Linked DNA regions of Homo sapiens: all the other regions are linked to region 2. Evidence: read pairs that join two places in POLR2A ChIA-PET (ENCODE). Cell type or tissue: endothelial cell of umbilical vein. All regions are shown on one strand. Each heading gives the region's core, and the rest is flanking DNA. Links, peaks and the distances in the headings are about the cores only. Region 1 has its middle 17 kb from the start of ATP8B1. Region 2 overlaps ATP8B1 (ATPase phospholipid transporting 8B1). Region 3 overlaps NEDD4L (NEDD4 like E3 ubiquitin protein ligase).

Region 1 (5,998 bases), core at 1,718-4,217, 150 kb after region 2:
AAAGAGAGAAAGAGGTAATTTATATACCACACAATTCACCTATCTAAAATGTGCAATTCAATGGATTTTAGTATATTCGTAGGGTTGCTCAATGATCACCACAATCAATTTTAAAACATTTTCATCGCTTCAGGAGGAAACCCCATACCCTTTGGCTGTCACCCCTCAATTTCCCCAACCCTGGCAACCACTGATTTCCTTTATCTCAATAGTTTTTGCCTATTCTTAACATCTCATAGAAATGGAATCACTTACATGGTCCTTTGTCACTGTCACTGATGTCTTCCACGCAGCAGAATGTTTTTGGGGCTCATTCAAGCTGTGCACACTCCTTCATTCCTGGTTATAGCCAAATTATACACACACCACTTTTCCTGTGTCTCAGACTGATGTCTGGGTCAGTCATCAATCCTATTCGTCAATTTATTCTCCAAATGCGTCTAGAGCAAATACCATGTGAAACCCATGGTTTTATGGCCCCCAAAGCTCCCAATCCATCTTCTTGTCTCCATCTCTATCATCACCATCCCGGTCTGCCACCGTCTGTCTCTGGGACCAAGGAGCTTTCCAAAAGTGAAATGTTAGCCTTCAACAGTGACTGCCCGCCCCCAAGGACTTCCCGTGATCTTAGAATAAAGACAAAGCTACCTGGCATGGCTATCAACACTCTGCCCAGTCTGGCACTTCCCTCCACTCTGTTTCAACTTCTCTCTTTTGGCTTCAGCTATCCTGTCTTCTCTCAAACACTGTCACTTGCCACCTTGAGGCCTTGGCCTGGAACAGGCCTTATCGCTCACCTGGTTAAGGCCAGTTTACCTTCCAGGCTGCAGGTCAGTGGTCTCTTCCAGGAGAAACCTTTGCCAAAGGAGCCTCATCATAGCTCTCATAATTCTCATATCACTCTGTTCCTTTCCCACTCTGTCTCCCTTCTACACTGGAAGCTCTTTGAGGGTGGGCATTGTCTACTTATGCTCATCATTGGTTTCCCTCTACCTAACAGTGCCTGGATTAGAAATACAGAAAGGACATCCATACCAACATTTATAGTGTGCCCTGTAACCAGACACTTTTATTGATTAATTTTTTTAGTTTTTTAAAATTTTATTTTAAATTCCAGGATACATGTGCAGGACGTGCAGGTTTGTTACATAGGTAAATGTGTGCCATGGTGGTTTGCTGCACCTGTTAACGCATCACTTAGGTATTAAGCCCAGCATGCATTCGCTATTTACCATGATGATCTCCTTCCTCCTGCCCCCCCACCCCAAGCCCCAGCACTGCTGCCCCACCACCAGGCCCTGGTGTGTGTTGTTCCCCTCTGTGTCCATGTGTTCTCTTTATTCAGCTCCCACTTATAAGTGAGAACACCCAGTGTTTGGTTTTCTGTTCCTGCGTTAGTTTGCTGAGGATAATGGCTTCCAGCTCCATCCATGTCCCTGCAAAGGACATGATCTCGTTCCTTTTTATGGCTGCATAGTATTCCATGGTGTATATGTACCACATTTTCTTTATCCAGTCTATCATTGATGGGCATTTGGGTTGATTCCATGTCTTTGCTATTGTGAATAGTGCTGCAGTGAACATATGCACACATGTATCTTTATAATAGAATGATTTATATTCCTTTTGGTATATACCCAGTAATGGGATTGCTGGGTCAAATGGTATTTCTAGTTCTAAGTCTTTGAGGACTCACCACACTGTCTTCCACAATGGTTGAACTAATTTACTTCCCCACCAAGAATACAAAAGTGTTCCTATCTCTCCACAGCCTCGCCAGCATCTGTTGTTTCTTGATTTGTTAACAATTACCATTCTGACTGGTGTGAGATGGTATCTCATTGTGGTTTTCTTTTGCGTTTCTCTAATGGTCAGTGATGTTGAGCTGTTTTTCATGTGTTTGTTGGTTGCATAAATGTCTTTTTTTGAAAATTGACCAGACACTTTTATAAAGACTATCTTGTGTCATCGTTATGATAATCCTATGTGGAAGTTATCTTCAGCTTCATTTTACCAATGAGATAAATGAAACTGTGGTAGTATAAATAAATAACTTGTCTAAAGATACTGAGTAGCAGAGGAAGCATTCCATCCCAGACCCATTGAATTCTCAGATCTAAGATCCTGCCAGGCTGTTTCTGGAATACAGAGCAGAAAATTCCCTCCTGTTCAAGCGCTAACTAGATAAGTCCTTCTTCACAAATGCCAAGTAAGCACAGAAAAAGAGCAACAGGGAAAAAGTTTATGCTCCAAGGAAGAAGTCAACCCCAGACTGCAGGGATCGTGGTGAGATTGTATCAGGATTGGACCTTGGGGAAAGCTTCCTTATATTTGAGACTCATAAAAAAAAAAAAAAAACTCCCCACAGGTGGTCAGTTTGGTTCTTACTGGCTTGCTGGAAGTAAGTTCTCATGTTTCTAAATGCAGACCGGGTATTTCCTTTGGAATGTTCTCACATTGTTTTATTTTTGGGTGTCAACCTTTTCATTTTAGTCCAGCAAAGAACTCCTTGTTCGTTTCCTTTGGGGGATTTATTTTTCCTCCTTTTTCTGAGGCGGCAGTACCTCTACCAGGAAAAACTGATTACCAGTGCTGTCCCCAGAGTTGTCACTGAGGTGTTTCCACCGAAAGCTTCTCTGTCACTTTGAGGTCACCTGAGAGCATGAGAGCCAGGCTCACTGGTGACCTCATCCCTCTGGCCCTATTCCAGCAGCTTAGCTTTGAGCTTCATCATCACAGTGCAGCAGCTGACTACTTGCTAACTAACGTGTTATGCCATTGATAACCAGGAACTTCCTGACTGACGTTGAACGGGAAAAGGATGGCGGATCAGAACCCCTAGAAGGAGGTCATCTTCATATTACAAAGGACAGCCCATTTAGGGAAGTGACTTTGGTGTTGTTTAATAGATTCCCTTTGCTCTGAAGCACCCTGGGTATGTTCTTTTATAATCAAAACAGCTGATCACTTTTCTTACAGAGATAAATTTGCTCAAAAATAATGCATCTATGTATACAATGAAATATTATTCAGCCTTAAACAGGTAGGAAATTCTGACATGTGAATGAACCTTGAGAACATGATGCTAAGTAAAACAAGCCAGTCGCAAAAGGATAAATACTGTACAATTCCACTTTTGTGAGGTCCCTAGAATAGTTAAATTCATAGAGACAGAATGTAGAATGGTGTTTGCCAGAGGCTAGAGCAGAGGCCCCCAGCCCCCAGGCCACAGACCAGTACCAGTCTCACTCACATTACTGCCTGAGCTCCGCCTCCTGTCAGATCAGCTGCAGCATTAGATTCTCACAGGACCACAAACCCTACTGTGAACTGCACAGGCAAGGGATCTAGGTTGTTCACTCCTTATGAGAGTGATGATCTGTCACTGTCTCCCATCACCCCCAGATGGGACCATCTAGTTGCAGGAAAACAAGCTCAGGGCTCCCACTGATTCTACATTATGGTGAGCTGTATAATTATTTCATTATATATTACAATGTAATAATAATAGAAACAAAGTGCACAATAAATGTAATGCACTTGAATCATCCCAAAACCATCCCCCACCCTGGTTTGTGGAAAAATTGTCCTCCACAAAACCAGTCCTTGGTGCCAAAAAGACTGGGGACTGCTGGGCTAGAGAGAGGGGTTAGAGGGAGTTCGTGTTTAATGGGGACAGAGTTGTTGTTTGGGAAGATGAAAAATTTCTGGAGGTGGATGGTGGTGATGGTTGCACAATCATGATTGTACTTAATGTCATTGAACTGTATACTTAAAAATGGTTAAGATGAGGCCCAGTGCAGTGGCTCACACCTGTAATCCCAGCACTTTGGGAGGCCAAGGCGAATGGATCACCTGAGGTCAGGAGTTCGAGACCAGCCTGGCCAACATGATGAAACCTCGTCTCTACTAAAAATATAAAAATTAGCTGGGTGTAGTGGTGGGCGCCTGTAATCCCAGCTACTTGGGAGACTGAGGCAGGAGCTTGAACCTGGGAAGTGGAGATTGCAGTGAGCCAAGACTGCACCATTGCACTCCACCCTGGGCAACAAGAGCAAAACTCCATCTCAAATTAAAAAATAATAATAATAATGGTTGTGATGGTAAATTTTGTGTTGTGTATATTTTCCCACAATAAAAAAATAATGTGCTGAAGATGCTTCTCAAAGTCTTGCCTGCTATCCTGCTACTTGTTCATCAATTGCAATTTGGCCTGCCACCTACCTTCTTGAGGCTTGTTCCTCAAAGTATGGTCCCTGGACCAGGAGCAGCAGCAGTTGGAAGCTTGTTAGACATGCGGCATCTTGGCCAGATGCGGGGGCTCATGGCTGCAATCCCAGCACTTTGGGAGGTCGAGGCTGGCAGACTGCTTGAGCTCAGGAGTTCAAGACTAGCCTGGGCAACACAGCGAAACCCCATCTCTACAACAAATATATATATATATATAAAAATTAGCCAGATGTGGTGGCATGTGCCTGTAATCCCAGCTACTTAGGAGGCTGAGGTGGGAAGATGGCTTGAGAGCAGGAGGCAGAGATTGCAGTGAGCTGAGATCAAGCCACTGCACTCCAACCTGGGAGACAGAGCCAGACGCTGTCTCAAAAGAAGGAAGGAAGGAAGGAAAGAAAGAAAGAAATGCAAATGACTTAGGCCAGGTGTGGTGGCTCATGCCACTAATTCCAGCACTTTGGGAGGCCAAGGTGGGAAGAGCATTTGAGGCCAGGAGTTTGAGACCAGCATGGTCAACATGGTGAAATGTTGTCTCTACTAAAAATATCAAAATTAGCTAGATGCGGTGATGCACACCTATAATCCCAGCTACTCAGGAGGCTGAGGCATGAGAATCACTTAAACCCTGGAGGCAGAAGTTGCAGTGAGTCAAGATTGTGCCACGGCCCTCCAGCCTGGGTGATAGAGCAATACTCTGCCTCAAAAAAAAAAAAAATGAAAATGATTTATATGCAGGTTAAGGTTTGTGGAGGGCTGTTCTGGATCAGTGGTGGGCAAGTCTGCAGGCACACTGGAATCACCTGTGGAGTTTTAAAATTACTGATTTGATTGGTTTAGTGTGGCCAGGCATCAGGATTTACAACTGCTCACATTAGAATTCAAGTAATTCTAGTGTGCAGCCAAGGTTGGGATCAACAGATCTGGATTATCTTTTCTTCTAACCCTTCAGTGTTTTCACACTTTTCTCATCTCAGTGAACACTTATTTCCTGGGGCATCATTTCTGCTTGATTCTTTTTAATCATTTCAATTCCTTTGTTAAATTTATCTGATAAGATTCTGAATTCATTCTCTGTGTGATCTTGAATTTCTTTGAGTTTCTTCAAAACAGCTATTTTCAATTATCCGTCTGAAAGGTCACATATTTCTGTCTCTCCAAGATTAGCCCCGGTGCCTTATTTAGTTTGTTTGGTGAGGTCACTTTTTCCTGGATGGTCTTGATGCTTGTGTATGTTTGTTGGTGTCTAGGCATAGAAGAGTTAGATATTTATTGTAGTCTTTGCAGTTTGGGTTTCTTTATATTCATCATTCTTAGGAAGGCTTTACAGGTATTCTAAAGGACTTGGGTGTTGTGATCTACATTTGTGGTCACTGCAGCTGTATCTGCATTAGGTGCTACCCCAAGCCCAGTAACACTACGGTTCTTGCAGAGTTATAGAAGCCTTGGTGTCTTGGATAAGATCCAGAAGAATTCTCTAGATTACCAGACAAAGACTCTTGTTCTCTGCCCTTATTTTCTCCCAAACAAACAGTCTGTCTCTCTGTGCTGAGCTGCTTGGAGCTAGGGGAGGGGTGACACAAGCACCCCTGTGGCCACCACCACTGGGACGGTACTGGGTCAGATCAAAAGCCAGCACAGAACTGGGTCTTGCCCAAGGCTTGCTGTAACCACGACCTACGTTCGCTCAAGGCCCTAGAGTTCTCTAATCAGCTGATGGTGAAGCCAGCCAGCCTTGTATCATTCCCTTCGGGGTGGCAAATCCCCTGAG
Region 2 (5,998 bases), core at 2,334-4,833:
GAAGTCAGTGGCAGGGGCAGAACTGGGACCCAGGTGGCTGTATTCCTACTTTACTGCTCTTTCCACCCCAACTATTGCAAAGCAAAGGGAGGGTCAGCAGTTAACATACAGCTTTCATGCAAACTTAACAGACAGCATCAGAGAGTAAGTTCAGAATCCCTTGCAGAAAGAATAAAAGTGAAACTTACATCCAGGGCATCCTGTGTTTCTTGCTTAGTAGGATTCATTCGATGTAACCGTTCATAAATAACAGTGTCAGCACCTTTACAGTAAAGCTTGATATTGCCTTCTGGGGTTCTTACTGGTAGTAAAAGAAGGAAATAAACACAACAAAGTTTGATTTTTTATATATATATTTTTTGAGACAGGGTCTTGCTCTGTTGTCCAGGCTGGAGTGCAGCAGTTCAGTATCGGCTCACTGTAGCCTCGACCCCCCAGGCTCAAGCAATCCTCCCATCTCAGCCTCCCGAGTAGCTGGGACTACAGGTGCATGCCACCATGCCTGGCTAATTTTTATTTTTATAGACATTGGAGGTCTCACTATGTTACCCAGGCTGGTCTTGAACTCCTGGGCTCAAGCAATCCTCCTGCCTCAGCCTCCCAAAATGCTGGGATTACAGATGTGAGTTACCACACCCAGCTAAGTTTGATTTTTTAATAGAAAACTACATTTATAAAGTTAATTTGAAATGTTACTATCTCATAATTCACTGTTAGCTTAAAACCATCAGTTCCTCTAGAAAAGTGTTGCCTTCAACAAAACTGGTAAGTCATTATCTACATTGAATGTAATAGTGAAATAAATATAAAAAGATTCCTTCACAGTCAGCTCTGTTTTTTATAACCTCAGTTATTCTTCCAACAAATATTTACTGACTCCCTACCATGTGCTATGCCATGTTCTAGTTACTTTCTTTTGTAGACTTTTTCTCCATCCAACCAACAGGTAGTTTCTCACCTATGAACTCACAACACTTACTGCTTTTAATACTTCGACCACAACACCACTCCTAATGACCATTTTTTTTGGGTTTTTTGATTAATGCAATAATTGTAATACATCCCTCACTGTTAACCAGATTTTAAATCAAGGTAGATGGCAAGCATGATAATCAGTCTAGATCTGTGTAAGGGACACAGAAAGCGTTCAGTAAGTGTGCCTAAGGAGGGTGTAATAGTTAAACCTGTATATTTTTATTGGTTAAAAATTCAATCATAGTGGAGAAGGCTTGTAGATACCACCTTAACCAAGTGATCAAAGTTAACATCCCCATTAATGAGACAAACCAATAATATATACCTTCTGGCTAGGCAGGGTGGCTCACGCCTGTAATCCCAGCACTCTGGGAGGCCAAGGCGGGCCAGTCACCTGAGGTCGGCAGTTGGAGACCAGCCTGACCAACATGGAGAAACCTTGTTTCTACTAAAAATACAAAATTAACCAGGCATGGTGGCACATGCCTGTAATCCCAGCTACTCAGAAGGCTGAGGCAGGAGAATCACTTGAACCAGGGAGGTAGAGGTTGCAGTGAGCCGAGATAGCACCATTGCACTTCAGCCTGGGCAGCAAGAGTGAAACTCTGTCTCAAAAAAAAAAAAAAAAAAAGTATATATATATATATATATATATATATATATATATATATATATATAACATGTATATACACATATATACATACATATATCTACATATATACACACATATATAAATACATGTATATATAAATATACATATATAAATATATGTATATATATATAAATATAAATGTGTGTGTGTGTATACACCTTCTGATGTGATACTTAAAGAAAAGCACAGCATCACTTACGGACTCTTCCTGCCAACAATGTGTAACCTAGCTCTAATCATGAGGGAACATCAGACAAACGCAAATGGAGGGATAGCCTATAAAATAACCAGCCTGTGCTTTTTAAAAATATCAATGGATGAAAGATCAAAAAGAGATTGAACCGTCCTTGACTCAGAGTCATGATCACCTAATATAACCTGTGATCTTAGATTGGATCCTGGACCAGAAAAACAAAGAATGAACCTCCCTGGTAAAATCTGATAAAGTCTATTGATTAGATAATATTGTACTGTGTTAAATTTTCTGGTTCTGAACATTGCACTGTATATATAAGTGAGTGCTTCTGTTCTTAGGAAATACCTACTATGGTATATAGTACAGTATTTAGGGGAAAGGGACATTAGGCCTGCAATTTATTCTCTTTTTTATATTTTTATTTTCTTTTTTTATCATGTAATCTTGCTCCTTCTAACGCAATTTACTCTCAAATGGTTCAGAAAACAATAACCTGTATGTATGTGTGTGTACATATATATGTGTGTATATATATAGGTATATATAATGAAATTACATATATATAATTAGATATATATTAGATCTATATATAGAGATATGTAAATGAAATTTCATTATGTTAACAATTGGTGGATATGGAAGAGTATGAGGGCTCTTTAAACCATTCTTGTAACTTTTCTATAAGTTTGAGATTATTTCAAATTACGAATTTAAAGCAGTTCAGTGGTAGGAAGTGATTTTCATCTTCACTTGGTGGTCTGTTATGTGCCTGCATTGCAGATATGATTTTGATTCATAAGCATAGCTTTGCTTTTCTCAGAAATCTTTTCCTGCTGAGTCCTCCCTTCCCTGCCATCAAGTACAGAAGAGAGCACTCAGAGGTGCTCAAAAAATAAAAGAGCATGTGTTGTTTAAAATAAAAGACTGCTACAAATGTCTACCTGCTGCTTCAGAAATGTTCCACCTGCTGCCCCAGATTCAGCATCTGGCAGCCCACGTGGTTAAAGAATGTCAGCAGCTGTAATCCCAGCTACTCAGGAGGCTGAGGCAGGAGACTCGCTTGAACCTGGGAGGCGGAGGTTGCAGTGACCTGAGATCGCACCACTGCACTCCTGGGTGACGGAGCAAGACTCCATCTCAAAAAAAAAAAAAAAAAGAAAAGAAAAGAAAAAAAAGAGAGGGATTAAAAAAGAACGTCAGCAGCATTTGCAAGATTCAGAGATACTGTGGCTACCCCTTTGAGTAGGGAACACAGTGAAGAATGAAGAAAACAATACCAGTTTCTTTTTTTTTTTTTTTTGAGACGGAGTCTTGCTTTATCGCCCAGGCTGGAATGCAGTGGCGCGATGTCGGCTCACTGCAAGCTCTGCCTCCCGGGTTCACGCCATTCTCCTGTCTCAGCCTCCCGAGTGGCTGGGACTACAGGTGCCAGCCACCACGCCCGGCTAATTTTTTTTGTATTTTTAGTAGAGACGGGGTTTCACCGTGTTAGCCAGGATGGTCTCGATCTCCTGACCTCGTGATCCACCCGCCTCGGCCTCCCAAAGTGCTGGGATTACAGGCGTGAGCCACCACGCCCAGCCAACAATACCAGTTTCAGTAAAGCTGCAGAAATCTCCCAGGAGCCAAGTAGCTCTTTCACTGGCTGCTTTATCCTGATGCCACTCAATACAATGGGCACAAGCAACATCTAAATGAGCGATTCATAGACAGACTCTGAGGGGGACTTACCAATGATAGACATTCGCTTCCGGTCACTGTTGAAGTCCAAAATGGCAAGAACATTGTAAGTCCTTTCAGTGCCCAGTTCACTGATGGTGATGGTGTTCTGGGTCCTGGCGAGGAAGGCAAAGCCAAAGTTCCTGGCAGCGTTTACCAGGGCACCTTCATCGGGAGAGGCTGCCTGGTAGTTGAGCTGACCTAACAAGGAAGCGAGAGAAATCCCAGAAAAGCTGTAAAAACAAATGCAGAGCTCATTGTTGAGGCCTCTGCTGAGGCTCCTGTGGGGGTCAGATGGGCTGCAAAGCCCAAAACATCCCCAGGAAAACGAGTCATTGACTTGGAAGGGTTATGCCAAGATTAAAACTTCTTTGTTTTATCTTGACTTATAAACAGTAATATAAACTAAAAAAGAAACATTGGTGGAGAATGAGGGAAAATTCCCATAATCCCACCATCCACAGGAGAAACAACAGGTGTTGACATTTTATCATTCCCTCCAGTGCCTTTTAAAATGTCTGTATCTGAAATTGTTTCTATCAAGCTGAATATACATTTACATCCTGATTATTTTAATGCTGTATCTGAGCATATTGCCATCCCTTTTTAAATTCTTTATAAACATTTGAACAAATGTAAATATGTTATCATTTTCCCATTACAGACACTTAATTTCCAAATTTTTTTACTCTCAAAAAGTCACACTTTAATAACCCTTTTGTATGTGTGTAAAGATTTTTCTGTTTCTTTTTTCTTTTTAGAGACAGAGGTCTCCCTATGTTGTCCAGGCTGCTCTTGATCTCCGGGGCCCAAGTGATCCTTCTGCCTCAGCCTAATGAGTCGCTAGGGCTACAGGCTCATGTCACCTCACCTGGCTTATTCTCTTTCTTTCTTGTTTTTCTGAAACAGGGTCTCACCGTGTTGCCCAGGTTGCAGTGCAGTGGCACGATCATGGCTCACTGAAGCCTCAATCTCCCCAGGCTCAGTGATCCTCCTACCTCATCTTCCCATGTAGCTGGGATTACTGGTACACGCCACCACACCTGGCTAATTTTTTGTATTTTTTGTAGAGACGGGGTTTCACCATGTTGCTCAGGCTGGTCTCAAACTCCTGGACTCAAGTGATTCGCCTGCCTCAGTCCCTAAAGTGTTCGGATTACAGGCATGAGCCACTGCCCCTGGGCCCCTGGCTTATTTTCTAAGAGCAGATTCCTATTAGGAAAATACTGAGCCAGAGAACACTGATAATTTTAAAACTCATTGGTATACAATACTAATTTGTTTTCCAAGAAGGTTGTACCAGTTTATCTTCCCTCTAAAAAAGTATGTTTTCTTTCTTTCTTTCTTTTTTGTTTTTTTGAGACAGTCTTACTCTGGCACCAAGGCTGGAGTGCAGTGGCACCATCTCAGCTCACTGCAGCCTTGATCGCTTCAGGCGCAAGTGATCCTCCCACCTCAGCTTCCTGAGTAGTTGGGACTATAGGCGCACATCACCACGCCCAGCTAATGTTTGTATTTTTTGTAGAGACAGGATCTCACCATGTTGCCCAGGCTATTTTTTCTTTACCATAGCTATATTCTCCTTATTAAAAAAAAAAAGAAAAAAAAACCACACAGGCTGGGTGCAGTGGCTCACGCCTGTAATCCCAGCAATTTGGGAGGCTGAGGCAGGTAGATCATGAGGTCAGGAGATGGAGACCATCCTGGCTAACACAGTGAAACTCTGTCTCTACTAAAAACACAGAAAATTAGCCAGGCATGGTGGCACGTGCCTATAGTTCCAGCTACTCGGGAGGCTGAGGCAGGAGAATCACTTGAACCCAGAAGGTGGAGGTTGCAGTGAGCCGAGATCTCGCCACTGCACTCCACCCTGGTGACAGACCGAGACTCCATTTCAAAAAAAAAAAAAAAAAAAAAGAAAGAAAGAAAAGTTGAAACAAACCAACCAACCTTAGTTTGATCACTATCCGATATCTTAATGTTTAAAAGTTAAATAATGGAAAATTGTCTTCTATTCACAACTACATTTCAACAATAAGAATAAGCTAGGTTCAGTGGCACGTGCCTATAATTGCAACTATTCAGGAGGCTGAGGCAGGAGGATCACTTGAGCCCAGGAGTGTGAGGTTACAGTGAGCTTTGATATTCCACTGCACTCCAGCCTGGCTGACAGAGCAAGATGCAGTCTCTTTTAGGAAAAAAGAAAAAACCAATAAGAAGAGGAATAAATCTCACAGCCAGATACACAAAAGAGTACATATGCTACATGATTCCACTGAAATAAGCCAAAAAACTGACAGAGCTAACCTGTGTTATTCGTAGTCAGGAAAGTACTTTTCTTGTAATCACTGGAAAGGAATGTAAAGGGAATTCTAGGGGGATTGATAATGTTCTTTTTTAAAAATCTGGGTGCTCATTACAAGAGTATTGGTTTGTGAAAATTCATTGAGTTATAT
Region 3 (5,998 bases), core at 1,790-4,289, 550 kb after region 2:
TTCCGTAGAATACATGGAAAACGCACCGCTTTCAGTGATGTAAGCTGTCTTGTTCACTTCACGATTACTCATCTGGCCTGCAGCAGGCAAGAGGATCACATGCAATTATAAACAGCCTCCTCTGACTAAGGTCAGTGACTGGAAACCCTGTCACGTTATCAGAGGTCATTTGGTCATAGATTCTTGGGCAGAAGCCATTGAGAGTCCTGGGGGTGTGATCTTTGAGCCTTTGCCAGTGCTGGGGTTTGACTCCTTTTAGCTCAATTAACTGGGTCCAGGAGTTTATTTTGGCCGAGATCTGCCATGCTGAGTTGACAGGCTTGACACTGGAAGGAAGTCTCTAACTTCATTAGAGGAAATGGCGTGGCAGGCTTTAAGGCATTTTGATATACTCCACTTTTTCTCTCTTGCCCTGTTTTGTTGAGGTTTTCAGGGCCATAACTGTACCTGAGGTTAATCAGTGAGTGATCTATCTGAAAGGAATTTGTTCTCTTTGGGCACCGTCCTGTGTGGTATTATATTTGTATAACTATTTAGCTTAACTCATTCAAAAGGCTATTTAAGTCACTTGTCCTGTTCATTACTTGAAAACAAGTTGTCTTCTCTTTATTCTTTTAGTCAGTTACCAAATATTTCCTAAGTGTCTCTTGTGCTAGACATTGAGGGGCACTCCTTCTCCCTTTCACTTGTCTGTTTTTGTTGAGCTACATTTTTTCCTTAAGTCAGATTGTTCTTTTCCTGTTACTTTTGTTTTCACTTGATTTGTTTATTTATATTTAAATATGTACTTTAACAGTCTTGAAGCATTGGTCTGAATGAGGATGGTGATCAGATTGGGAAAATGCCCCTTAATTTTGGTTTAAAAAAATTTATTTTCTTTAAATTATTTGTTTATTGATAGGGGCCACCCACTCCAGGTGAGTGGTTTCTCTGTGTGTATGGCAGAGGAATGCTCTGTGTCTGGAAAAAAAAGTCACTTAGCTTGAAATATTATGAAAGCTGAAGAGTACAAATGTCAGAGAGAAAGGGGTATTGGGGGGGAAGAGAATGAGAAGACAAGACACAGTCAGGGCCCTGTCACCCGTGTGGAACTGCAGGTCCCTGGAGAGATGATGCATTTATCCCTTTTTAGAGATATTGCCATTAAAAGTTGATCTTGAGCATGACACAGAACTGAAAGCTTTGATGACAAAGCCAGCATCTCAGTTTAGCAATAACCAGGTTAGGGAAAAAACCCCAGAAACTCAACAGTGAGATTCAGCTCAGCAATGTGGGCGGGGAACCCACTGTCCCGCCTTGGGCAGGGAGCAGCCCCAGCCGCTTCATCTGCCTGATGCTGGGTTTTATCCGCTTCACAATTAAATTTCCTTTTTGTTATGCTTGCGCACATCTATATTTGGCTTTGCTTCTTATTTTTTAAGAAAGGGGAGAAGTGTGGGCAAGGTAAAATACAGCTTGCAAGCTCCCAAATGGCAAATGCACCAGTTAGAGTCTAAGTGGCCTCCCAACCTTAAGGTGAAATTCATTTATTCAGCAAATATGTACCAAGCCCATCAGGGACCACTGCTCGAGATACCAGTGCAAATAGAAGAGGCCAAGGGCACATTATTAGGTCCGGAGCCAGTGGCCTGCACAGCCATCTGTGACCACCTACCTCTCTGCTTGCAGGGAACTTCAGCCTGGTGGAGGAGACCCATAATAGCCAAGTCAACTGATAATAGAATTAGTAGTAGTGTTGAGGGACATAAAGAAATCAGGGTAAGGCCATCACAATTACATGGGTGGATGATCTTTTATAAAACAGCACAGTTTTGTTTTCTTCTGCCATGGTATCTCCTAACATTTTCCAGTGTGTCTACTTGCAGTTAATATGGAAGTTGCGGCTGACACTAGGTTAGTGGTTAAAAGAAAACAAGAAAACCAACCTTTAGAAATCTTTAGAAACATCATTATCATAGAAAGCTATAAACTCTTATGTATAGAAGGGTAAGTGGCCATTGATCTTGGAGCAGAATGAATGGATATTTCCTGGAAAAAAATATTTCCACTCATCAAAGATACTCAAGTCTCTTCTCATCTAATCAATATTGGAAACTAGGAATATCCACGCCTATGGAATATCCTCAGAGAGAATTAATTATTCTGCCCTCTAAGAGGTATAGTAGTTTAGACTTAGAAGTAAAGGCCTGAACTTGAGGCTGCACCATTGAAGGCAAAAGTGCCCTTTATCTCCCAGCTTTGTCATTTGCCAAATGCAATTGTGTTAAATTAAGTGACCTCCAATAGCAGAGCTCTATGTTTTCTCCCCTGACCCCCAAGTCAAAATTGATTATAGTAATCCATCAAACCAGGCCTGGCAAATGATGTTTTGCAACTAAAGGATAAATACTGAGGGGGAGGGACGAATGTGAACGCATATGCAGAGCAACACAGTCATGAGACCATTCTATTACTTCCTAAATTTCTTAAAGCTTTTCTGTCTTTTCTGAGCTTCTCAAGTGAGCAGGGGCATGAGTTCCTGTGTTGTGCCTGGGGACAGGGAAGGCTTTGGGACCTACTGTGGTCTTAAGTCTGAGCAGTGCTAATAGCCTCGGCTCACCAAGTGCTGGGCACTGTGCTAGAGGGTGTACAAACCTCTCATCTCATGAGGCCTCACTGCTACAGCTGACAGAGATGACATCCAGTTGTTTTTAGTTGCACATGGCAGAGCTAGAAAACAAACCAGGGTGTGTCAGACTCCAGAGCGCATGCCCTCTGTGATGCCGCTGTGTTACCCTAGATCAAATCAACCAAGCCATCCGTTAAAAAAAAAAACCTGATCTTTGTCAAATATGCAATTGTTATATTTTTGTTAGAGTCTGCCTCTCCAGTGAACGATATTAATTTCCTTCAAGTGGCTACTCACAGATATCACAAAATCAGAAAGCTGCCTACCCTGCAGCCTGTATCTGCCTCCACGTCCCCACATCAGTCCTCCTTGCTGTGCTTCTTGTCTCTTTAGTTTTTATCATCTTCTAACACTGTGAACTTTAGTAATTTATTCTGGATTGTTTGCTACCTGTCTCCCCTTGGTAAAATGTAGGCTCCGCAGAGGTAGAGCGTTTTGTCTGTTTTCTTCACTGGCATATCTCAGGTGCCTAAAACAACCATGCCAGACATGTAGTGGTGCCAGTGACAACTTGTTGAATGAAGAAATGGGAGAAAAAAGCAGACCCCGGAGACTTAGGAGGGTCTGTGTGAGGGAGTCTCCAGGCAGTCTTCCTGGGGGTGTCCTGAAGGACCTCCTGATCGTGATTTTGGTCAGTGTGGAGGCTGTGGTTTCTTCTGAGCTGTCAGTATTTGGAGGTGAGTTGTCTGCAGGTCACCTCATCCCACCTTTACACATTAGTAAAATGGAATTCGCTGGGTGATTCTTAGGACTGTGCGGTCAGTCGAATTACCAGACGTCCCTGCATGCTCTGTCTAAGGGCTGGAGTCTGCTTTCCTTGCTTCTCTTCTAGAAAGAGGTCTGTCCACAAGGGATTAGCCTCGCGAAGTTCCTACTGTTGTTCATTGACCCAGTGAGTGTTTTACCCACTGTGGGTTTTTCCTACCTAATTGCCCCTCTGGTTTTCAGTGTTCAACATGCTGCAGTTACGTGTTCTGCTGTGGTTTTACTTAGCTTAATCCTTTATTAATTGCCTCTTGTTCAAACTCCCTAAGAGCAGATTATCCTTCTCTTTCAGCTTCTGCTCCATTGCTGTTGAACTTTTTTTTGGTCGTGACATCAGAAAAATAACCAAGTGTGAGTCTGATAATAGCAAGTAAGGCTATTTTATTTCTATCCAATTTACCCCAAATTTGAGCAGTATTACACCTTAAAATAATAGAGCTGGCTCTTGCCCAGCATGTGAAAAGTGTATGCTTCACGATGGACAGATATTTTCCAGTATCTACTTACCATAAATCTCAAGATTTACCCTACCCCACTCCAGCCATTACCCCCATGTCCCATTTGCCTAACCTACCCTAGGGCCATCTCAGTGCCCTGTAAAGCAACCTTTGTTGCAGACCCACTGTGTGACTGGAATGTGATGCACACAAGTGACCAAGGCATGGCCCTGTTCGCAAGGAGCTTCCAGACCAATAGCAGAAATGGACACATAAGTAAACAACTGCGCTACTGATAGGCTTCTGCCAACAGGAGTGGAGCTTGAGGGCCAGGAAGCCTTCCCAGAGGCACTGGAGCTTGTTTTAACGTTACGTGCATGCCAGGTGGGGGGCAGGACATTTCTAGCAGAGGAGAAAGCATGCTGTGCTCTGAGAACTAAAAGTCATAGTCACTCCACTTGGTGACATGTATAAGGCACATGGAATAGGGCCAGAGCTGGGCAGACCGTGTATGCCACAATAGTTCGTTGTAGGTTACAAAGAACCAGTGCAGAGTGGGTGAGGCATAGGCTATTTGATTAATAATTTGGCTGCATTGACAAGATACGGAAAAGGCGAGGTTGGGACTTTCCGTGAATTTTCTCCTCAAGGTGCTTAATCAGTGAGGTTGGGATGGCCGGAGGGGGCCCTCATTTGCTTGCCTGGTGCTCAAGCCTGAGGTCCTGGCCTTTAATAGTCAGGGAGGTCTGTGTGGAGGCAGGGTGTGAGCCCCCTCCAAGGAAAGCTGCAGTGTGAAAAGAGGCCCAGGATGAGCGTTGGGGAGTATCCACATACAACTTGATATTCCTAAAGTCTCAGTTCTTTATGGGAAAGCCCATGCACTCTTCCACACTTGGAATTCTTTGCAAAGTGAGTGGTATTTGAGCTTCTTTAGAGTCTTGCTACTCCCACCAGCTGTACTGGCATCACCAGGGAGCTTGTTAGAAATGCAGATTCTCGAGGCGCGGCTCACAACTACCCAATCAGACTACATTTTAACCAGATCCCAGGCAATCCCTGTGCACGTGAAGTGCTAGAACACTGCTCTGCGGTAAAACGACTTTGCTAACCATGGAAGAGGGTGATTTTTTTCCCTTTTCCTTTGGTGTTTTTTATAGGACCTATTTACCTTTTAGAACTTTTTCAGAATTATGGACTGCAGAATATATACAGTGTCAATGTCATTAGCAATTCATTAGTGATATTTGGCTAGAATACATAGTTGTTTCCACACAAATGCCATTTCTTACATTGAGATGGCACATGTCTGGTTAGGACTTGGGCTCATTTGTAAGGAGCCACGCTGCAGGTAGGCATGCTCCCGGGACATTAGTTGCTCAGGTTTCAAACTGCTGCCCCAGCATAGCAGATGGCACGGTAACAAAGTCCCTGTGCACTCTCACATTGCCTGCGGTGATCTATCACACATTTTGTCCCCTAATAACCTAGCTGGGGGGGAGCTCATGTCTCTGTTTGTGCTAATGCTCGCTGTATCCCCAAGTGGCAGTACTTAATATAATTGTCATTGCTCTTTAATATTATCTCATTCCACGTCAGCTGCACAAAAATTTGAGGTTAATCACAATGAATGTTTTCTCAATCCTTGTTATTGAGAGCTGTTTAATAGTTTATTTTGTATGTGAAGATTCATATCTAGATTGAGGCTTATACAACTTCATTTAAAGACAGCTTTTTCGGCTGGGCGCGGTGGCTCATGCCTGTAAGCCCAACACTTTGGGAGGCCGAGGCGGGCGGATCGTGAGGTCAGGAGATCAAGACTATCCTGGCCAATATGGTGAAACCCCGTCTCTACTAAAAATACAAAAATTAGCTGGGCGTGGTGGCGGGCACCTGTAGTCCCAGCTACTCGGAGGCTGAGGCAAGAGAATCCCTTGAACCCAGGAGGCGGAGGTTGCAGTGAGCCGAGATCGTGCCACTGCATTCCAGCCTGGGCGACAGAGTGAGACTCTGTCTCAAAAAAACAAAACAAACAAACAAAAAAGGAAAGCTTTTTCAGGTTGGAAAAATATCAACAGCAGACATGAAAAAGCATGAAAAATGACGCTAAGAATGTAAGCAACTGGAAACA

Evidence for each region. ChIA-PET counts read pairs that join two places held together with the same protein. Peaks named below come from ENCODE experiments on the same cell type or tissue, not always from the same donor. Only the 100,000 strongest peaks of a DNase experiment are listed, where the experiment ranks them.
Region 1: POLR2A ChIA-PET joins it to region 2 with 5 read pairs; 3 of 35 experiments call an interaction of 5 or more read pairs at or near these places.
Region 3: POLR2A ChIA-PET joins it to region 2 with 5 read pairs; 2 of 35 experiments call an interaction of 5 or more read pairs at or near these places.

What each region holds. Positions count from the first base shown.
Region 1 is chr18:57,817,497-57,823,494 of GRCh38, forward strand. No RefSeq gene overlaps it. Among named protein-coding and RNA genes, the nearest start is that of ATP8B1, 17 kb to the left of the region's middle. RefSeq lists a silencer at 5,548-5,748. In endothelial cell of umbilical vein, for the core only: no CTCF peak of the experiment used is centred there; a DNase peak (open chromatin) is centred at 2,725; H3K27ac peaks cover 2,097 bases.
Region 2 is chr18:57,671,280-57,677,277 of GRCh38, forward strand. It overlaps ATP8B1 (ATPase phospholipid transporting 8B1), which reads right to left. Exons shown (of 28, transcript NM_001374385.1): 16 at 3,555-3,743; 17 at 189-301. Among named protein-coding and RNA genes, the nearest start is that of ATP8B1-AS1, 44 kb to the left of the region's middle. In endothelial cell of umbilical vein, for the core only: no CTCF peak of the experiment used is centred there; a DNase peak (open chromatin) is centred at 3,842; H3K27ac peaks cover 1,556 bases.
Region 3 is chr18:58,224,105-58,230,102 of GRCh38, forward strand. The region is part of intron 2 of NEDD4L (NEDD4 like E3 ubiquitin protein ligase); the gene reads left to right. Among named protein-coding and RNA genes, the nearest start is that of NEDD4L, 180 kb to the left of the region's middle. RefSeq lists an enhancer at 1,046-1,145. In endothelial cell of umbilical vein, for the core only: no CTCF peak of the experiment used is centred there; no DNase peak of the experiment used is centred there.